Regions from separate parts of the Mus musculus genome. Here all the other regions are linked to region 3. Evidence: chromatin loops called from intact Hi-C (ENCODE). Cell type or tissue: heart. All regions are shown on one strand. Region 1 overlaps Grb14 (growth factor receptor bound protein 14). Region 2 overlaps Cobll1 (Cobl-like 1). Region 3 overlaps Slc38a11 (solute carrier family 38, member 11).

The links. Peaks named below come from ENCODE experiments on the same cell type or tissue, not always from the same donor. Only the 100,000 strongest peaks of a DNase experiment are listed, where the experiment ranks them.
Region 1: it touches region 3 in a loop (8-fold over the local background); 16 of 42 quality-filtered maps call a loop at or near these places.
Region 2: a loop joins it to region 3, with 6 times the contacts of the local background. A loop is called at or near these places in 41 of 42 quality-filtered maps.

What each region holds. Positions count from the first base shown.
Region 1 is chr2:64,964,262-64,966,761 of GRCm38, forward strand. The region is part of intron 2 of Grb14 (growth factor receptor bound protein 14); the gene reads right to left. Among named protein-coding and RNA genes, the nearest start is that of Grb14, 57 kb to the right of the region's middle. In heart, a CTCF peak has its summit at 1,382 (motif pointing right); a DNase peak (open chromatin) is centred at 2,270; H3K27ac peaks cover 310 bases.
Region 2 is chr2:65,144,350-65,146,849 of GRCm38, forward strand. All of the region lies in intron 2 of Cobll1 (Cobl-like 1), which reads right to left. Among named protein-coding and RNA genes, the nearest start is that of Gm13594, 88 kb to the right of the region's middle. In heart, a CTCF peak has its summit at 1,255 (motif pointing right); a DNase peak (open chromatin) is centred at 1,312; H3K27ac peaks cover 281 bases.
Region 3 is chr2:65,336,871-65,339,370 of GRCm38, forward strand. The region is part of intron 7 of Slc38a11 (solute carrier family 38, member 11); the gene reads right to left. Among named protein-coding and RNA genes, the nearest start is that of Slc38a11, 26 kb to the right of the region's middle. In heart, a CTCF peak has its summit at 1,000 (motif pointing left); a DNase peak (open chromatin) is centred at 961.

The DNA.
Region 1 (2,500 bases), 370 kb before region 3:
TAGGCTTCCATCCAAAGTTATGCCCATATACATATGTGCACATGTGCATATGTGGACACACATAGGTATAAGCTTCCATTCTAAGCTACCCCCACATACTTATGTGCACATGCACATATGTGCACACGTGCACACACACACACATTTCTGTGCATTTGAATCCAATGTACATTATACAGAGTCAAGTCAAAAATCCCTTGCTAATTTCCCAATGACGTCATCCAAGACCTGTCTCTGAATAGTCAGTGTTTTAAGATACATGTAGTCATGTAGGGTTAACTCCTCTTTACATGATACAAACCTTCTCAGATGCTAACAAACACTTAACCACACTTAAGGCAGAAAACCACTGGTTAAGCTTAGGTTGGGCACAATGTTATCCTGATGTCTCCTTTCAGTTTTTAAGTAACCATTTATTCTCAGAATAACCACTATACATGTGTAAGTGAAAAAGTTCAAATCAGTTCACACAGTGAGAAAGAAGGACAAAAGGAGAGGGGAGGAGGGGAAAGAGTGTAGAGATGAGGAGACAGACAAAAGGATGCAGACATGGTGCATCCAGCTGCAACACTCTTATGGAGACAAACAGCATCCACCCACGCATGCACTGTTAGGAACTATTTGTCTTCATTGATCTTTAAAATTTTTTCCCCATAATTTAATGTCTCAGAAACTCAAATGAATTTTACCATTAAAGGTCTGTTGGAGTTTAATGAGAGGTGTGTTGAATGACATTATCATGTGATATATAGTGCCAAACAGCCAATGGTATATGCTATGTACAGTCTCCCTGTGATGTTTACGTATTACTCTATAGACTTTAAGTCACACCTCTGAAAAAAATAACTTTCCAAATCCTAACATTCCCATACTGTGACAGTTCTAGAGGACAACCAATTTATATCCAGGCTGTAATTCTGTTTCCTTTAAACGTTCCCATGTATCTGTGTGAAACCCATAGCGTGCATATTCCTATTCAAAGCACACACACACACACACAATGTTGTCAGAATAATAAGATAATAAAAGTTAGCAGAATTCAGGCTGAACAATTGACAAAGGTCCTAATCTCAGAAAGAAGAAAGCCAAGGCGAGGGAAGAAGTGACTTGTTCAGGCACCTGCTCCCTGGCAGAACCATGGAACCTGTATTGGCTCCACCTAGACACTGTCTGAACTCCTCCCCCACTGCTAGTCCAGTGTCCATGCCTCTTTAAGCTGCGACTGCTTCATGACACGTTCTTTTAAAAGATTAGCAAGCTAAGCATCACACCAGAATATATAAATGAGATGTATGTCACAAAGCACCTAGTTTTTGAATGCCAAAGAGTTGCTTGCGTTTTCATTGTTTTCTGAATGTTACAAAGCATGCAACTATAGAAACAGCCAGCAGAGGGAGGCTTTATTCTGAGTTGGTACTAATACAGACCCCAGATAGATTTTTCTGTCTGGGGCAATGGCTCAGCTTGCTGCCAAGGCTGCATCTTTAAATGAATCCTGTGGGGACATACAGTGGGTGCCAAAGAGAGGAAGAAGGAAACTGACTTCCACAAGTTATTCTCTCACCTCCTCAAAGATGTCCACACTACCCCGAACACACATAGATAGTAAATAAATAAATGTAAAACAAAAAAGCAAATATGTATACTGACAGAAACCAAAAGACTGTTAATTGCATGAAGTTCCTTCTTGATATATTTATAATCTTGTATCAAAGTAGATTTTTTAAATTTCTGAACAGTTGGACGTTTAAGATTAGTTGCTTCTATATTAACATTGAGAAAATATCCTGTGAACATATATACAGGCATAAATATACATGTGTGTTAGAGAAAGAGAAAATATTTCTCAGATCCTGTGATTTAGAATACTGATATCAAAATTTCTCTTCAAAAATTAATTTGGCTGCTAGAGTTAATTTAATTTCAGAAACTCCTGTCGATATTTTCCAAAGTACAGAGACACAGGACAGGTCATGGGGCTTTAGTAACTTTCTGAAAATGTTATGATTACCAAATACTATTTTAATGTCTTTTTTTTGGGGGGGGGGACTGTCTGAAGGCTGAACATTTTTAATACTTTACCAGGGTGGAAATCTTTACATTTTCAGAGGGAAGTAGCATCTGAAATTACCAAAAGCCCTACTTCTTTCTTTGCCAACAAGAGATTATTATTTTTAAATTCTGGCTCAGGCGACTGGGGCGCCGCCAAGAAAGCCAGCCCTTCAGACAGTCCCGAGCAGGAGTCTGAGACTGGCCATCACTCCAGCTATTTTTAATCAGCCTTGTGTGCCAGGCATGGACCAGGCATTGTGGTTTACAAAATAACGTGAGGCTCGGTGCCTGTTCCCATGGAGTTACAGCCCAGGTGTCTACAGTGCTGAGAATACTGGAATCTGATCTGGGTCAGACTGGTGGGGAACTTCAGGAGAACATCTTCTAAATCTTCAACTTCTCATACTTTAAAATGTATGAAGAGCTAACAGCACTCAGTGTTGTATGT
Region 2 (2,500 bases), 190 kb before region 3:
ACTAACTCAGCTTCCATTATGGGAATTTATAGCTCAGAATTTATAGTCACTCCATGGTAAAGAATTAAAAGGACCAAATAGGGAGTGGGTTTCTGACTGTGCTGTCTGGTTTTATGTCAAGTTGAAACAAGCTAACGTCATGTCAAAAGAGGGAGCCTTGATTAAGGAAATACCTTGGTAAGACCCAGCTGCAGGCCCACTCATCCTCCTCATCTATGAGCCACTGGGGCAGAGGAAAGGGCCAGCCCCACAGATCCAAAGCTGCAGTATCTCCATAACAACAGGTTATCTGAGGAGTCCCTGGGAGGATCCAGTATTGATGCTATATTAGAAGCCAGAGGTCTTGAACCAGACTCATTGCAATGAACCTAGTGGTAAAGATGTATAGACAAAAGGGAATGCTATGGGACACACCATGACACACTACAACATCCACAATGAGATTTTTTTTTTTTATGCTTTGTATTTTATTTTTTTGTTTTGTTTTGTTTTGGGGGGATTCTAGGACAGATAGCAGATACATAGAGACAAGGAGACAAGCTGATTTGGATGCATGAGGTAAAACAAAAAAATCAATAAAAGGTTAAGATGTACAGTAAACCTGTAGGATATCTTCTTAATTAGTGACTGATGGTGGAGGGCCCAGCTCGTAGTGGGTGGTGTCATCCCTGAGCATATGGTAGAAGTTCTATGGGGTTCTATAAGAAATCAGGCTAAGCCATCCTTGAGAAGCAAGCCAGTCAGTAGTACTCTTCCATGGCCCCTGCATCAGCTCCTGCCTCCAGGTCCCTGTCCAGCTTGAGTTCCTGTCCTGATTTCCTTTCATGATGAGCAGTAATACGGAACTGTAGGTCAAACAAACCCGTTCCTCCCTATGCCGTTTTGTTGGTCATGGTGTTTTACGGTGAAAATGGAAACCCTAACTCAGACACTGACCAAACCAGCCTGGAAAAACATCTGTTTTTTGTTTGGGTGGTTGCTTTGTTGTTGTTTTGCTTGTCCTTTGGTGACAGGGTCTCGTTAACTGTTGACCACAAACTTGCTATTTCTCTGAAGGTGACTTTGATTCCCCTACAAACTTCTGATCCCCCAACATCTGACTCCCAAGTACTGGCGACAAACATGGCTCTATTTAGCAGTTTTTAATAAGTACAACTATAATGTGAAGTTTTTAATTCTGATCCATACGCATTTTAACAAAAACTGACTCACAATGGTGTAGCCTGTCACTTTTCTTAGTCTACTCACTTCCAATAGGTGGCACTCTACTCCATGTAAATACTCCTGGGTTGGCTGCTGATCCGCCCTGTACCAGTCTGAACTGCTCTTAGTGGCACTGACCAAGGGAATAGGGCCACAGGTTTTATATGAAATATCTCTGGGTTATTTAACACAAAAACCTTGAGGTCACACACTAAGCTATGAAGCAAAGTGTAATTTTCATGCTGGGGTTTCTACTTAAGGGCAATGTTGCCTTTGTTGGCAGGCATGGTATCCGAAGATTCAATCATATCAAAACAAATGTCTACTTGTATAATGAAGGGCTGTCTCCAGGCTTGTTATACACGGTGGCCTTTCCTTCCTCCCTGTTGAAGAAGAGGGTTGCTAGTACAGCATAGGATGCCCCCCCACCCCACCCCCACCCCCAGCCACATCCTCAATGGGAAACGTTCATCAATCTCCCAAACTGGACATTTTGGTTAAAGATATAGAACTTTCTCCTGGGAGGCAGCTGCAGGAGGAATGTGAGCAGAGATCAGTTTGTTTTACAGACTGAAACACTGTCTCAAAAACAAAAAAGGAACTTTCCCCAAGCACCAGGGTATCTCATCCCTGAGTGCAGCAGCCTCCCATGCTCACTTGAGCAGTTAAGGACAGCAACAGTGAAAAGAGCAACTCGGTGGGATACCTGCACATAGGCGCATACACCCAAGTGCATGCACACGCAAACACACATGCGTGCACACACACACACTACATGTTATAGACAAATATTCTAGTTCCTCCTTCCTTCCATCATCCAAGCTATTTTATTGCAGACAGAAATGGCTAGAGTTTTCAATCAGACTACAGCTACCATCAACATAAGCAAGGGGAGAAGATAGCAGAGACAGATGGACATGGCATCACTAAACTCCGGTATTCACTAAAGCTGCCATGCTAAGTCAGGATAATGTGTCTTTGCTCTCCCCTTAGCATCATTGATTACTGCCCCAACGTCACTGTGTTCCAAACCAGAATAAGCTCTAGGGAAAACCAGTGGACACACAAAGGCATTCTTCTGCAGGTAAAGTTATACATGCCCATGTTCATGAAGGGAACATTTCAGACATACTCTTGTATCAGAAATGTGACAAGAGATCTTGAAACATCTTCCCGCAGATAGGGTAGGTATACTTTAGGAGAGAAATTCTTTTGAAAAGTAAAGCACAAATATACTCTTCATACGTATTACGTTCTGATGCCAATAATGTTTTCTGCACCAAATGCATGGGCAATC
Region 3 (2,500 bases):
TGCTTTGCTTCCTGGTGTGTTTCGTACAAAATCTTTTCGTGCATTGGCCTCAAGAGTCTACCTGTTGGTAGACTTCTCAAGAGGAATTTTGATCATACATGCTTTTAAAACTTATATTTTACTCAGTTATTTGGTTTTGAGACAGAGTTCCAGGCTGGCCTCAAACATGTGATCTCCCTGCCTCAGCCTTTATTATAGCTCTGGGATTAAAAGTGTAGCTTCATCATGTCCATTTACATTCTCAAGCAGCATAAATCCCAGTGGAATTAAAACACCCAGAATCAGCACGGATTGGCCTACCTAATACATACCTTTCCCTCTACCTCTGGTAATAATGGATAGTACAGGCCTGGAGTCTGTTCCTCTGGCCTCTTCTACTTATTGGCTAAAGCATGCCGTTAGCCAAGTTAATCGATCCCTGTTTCAATTTCTGCATTTGTGAAATGGGTGTAACCATCTTATCTAATTCCCTGAGCTATTGCACAGATTAAATGAGATAAGGCGTGTAAATCTTCTGAGCAAGGAACTGTAAGGCAGTATCTATTCAATATATAGTCCGTTTTATCAGTACTGTTTATTAATATTGGATTAATATCCTTTCTTAAGTGTTCAAAGGCAAATAAGCATCCACGAGCATGGCACACTTCTATTGCCACGTTTGAATGAGACTCAGGAGAGTGTATGGAGGTGGACAAGGAGCCCACTGGAGAGCACCGGAGGGGGAAGAGCAACTAAGGGCAATTCTCGAGATGAAAACTCAGCCTTCACGTTTGTTATTCATTGTCTGAATGAAGAGGACACAAGCGAGTCCCATTTGTTTTGTCCAACGTCTGTGGAGTTTGTGCAGTATATCATCTTTCTATAAATGAACTGAGCAGCTCTCAGAGGGGGAAAACTGTCTTTCAGGAAAGCTAGCCTGAGCGGGAGGCCTCCCGTCGTTTCCGGACCTGCTGGGAATCTCTGTTCTTTGAGTGGAAGCTACTGCCACCTGCTGCCTTCACTGCTCTCTCTCCCTCCAGTCAGCCTGGCAAATTCCAGCCTTAATGAGCAACTGAAACATGCACACTTATTTAATATACTTATAAAATGATCCCTGTTGGGCAGTGTTAGCAGAGGGCTTTAACTTTCTGATATGCTCTGAATGTGCAATGTGTTCCAAATCTAGGAAAATGATAGAGGTAACAGGATGTGGGTTTTCAACGGTTTGTCACAGAATAAGACTGAGTTCAGAAACAGGTCCAGGAAGGAGGAGGGGGGGGGGAGAGGGACGGGGAGGGCAGAGGGAGGGGGAAGGCAGAGGGAGGGGGAAGAGCAACTAAGGGATGGAGATGGGGAGGGGGAAAGAGACATGGGGGACAGAGGAAAAGAGAGAGAAGAGAAGAAAAGGAATGGCTATATCCTCCTGGTATAATTTATGAGATGACATAAAATTTGATACCCAACCTAGCTGAAAAACCAATGAAATTACAGTCTTTCTGCTTTTAGATGACAAATGTCAAAATACAAAGATATTAGCAATACGTTCAAGCAATTTGTATGATTAATACATCACCAGAAATGGCCTTCATAATCAATGCCAGGCTAGTCTCATAGAAACATCTGTTAGTACACTTACCATGTTAACACATTAGTGTGGGTAAGCCTATGAATTTTAGCACATACACAAAAGCATATGATTCAGTATTTATTTTCTTAGTCATAGCAAGCAAGCTGTTTTCCTACAATTTTACCGAATCAAACTCATATTGTATGCTTAAACAGGCACATGTACGTAAAACAAAATTTGTGGTTTTAAGTGAAGGAATATTTTCAAGGGTTGACTCTCAAAGATTTCATCTAAACACTAATTCTGATATTTCTTACTTTTTCTTTTTTTAATCTTTGGATCACATGTAGAGTAACATAGACTAGAAACTGGCAGGTAAAGGAGGGGCTCAGGCTGGGCGGTGGTGGTGCATCCTTTAATCCCAGCACTCGGGAGGCAGAGGCAGGCGGATCTCTGAGTTCGAGGCCAGCCTGGTCTACAAAGTGAGTTCCAGGACAGCCAGGGCTACACAGAGAAACCCTGTCTTAAAAAGAAGGGACACAGAATAAAGCTGGTAGAAAATTTGTTATGTTTTTCATCTGAACAAAAATCTGCATATGTATGGTGGACCCTGTGATTTTGTTGTGATACATGTATAGACCAGGTAAATTTTAAATCAGGACAAACACACACACACATGCACATTTACATACTCAATCATTTATTCTCTATCATAAAAATATGTAAAATACTTTTTTCTAGCTTTTAACCATAAACAGTACATTATTATTATCAATAACCATTCTACTGAATATAGAACATAGAACTTATTTCTGTTAATTGTGTCTTTGTATACCTCCTCCTAAGCCTCTCGTGGCAACCATTTAACTCTTTAACTTGTAAGAAAGTAACTGTTTTTGTGTGCCTTTTGGAGACATGTTCTCATTATATACCTTAGCTGGCCTGGGATTCCTA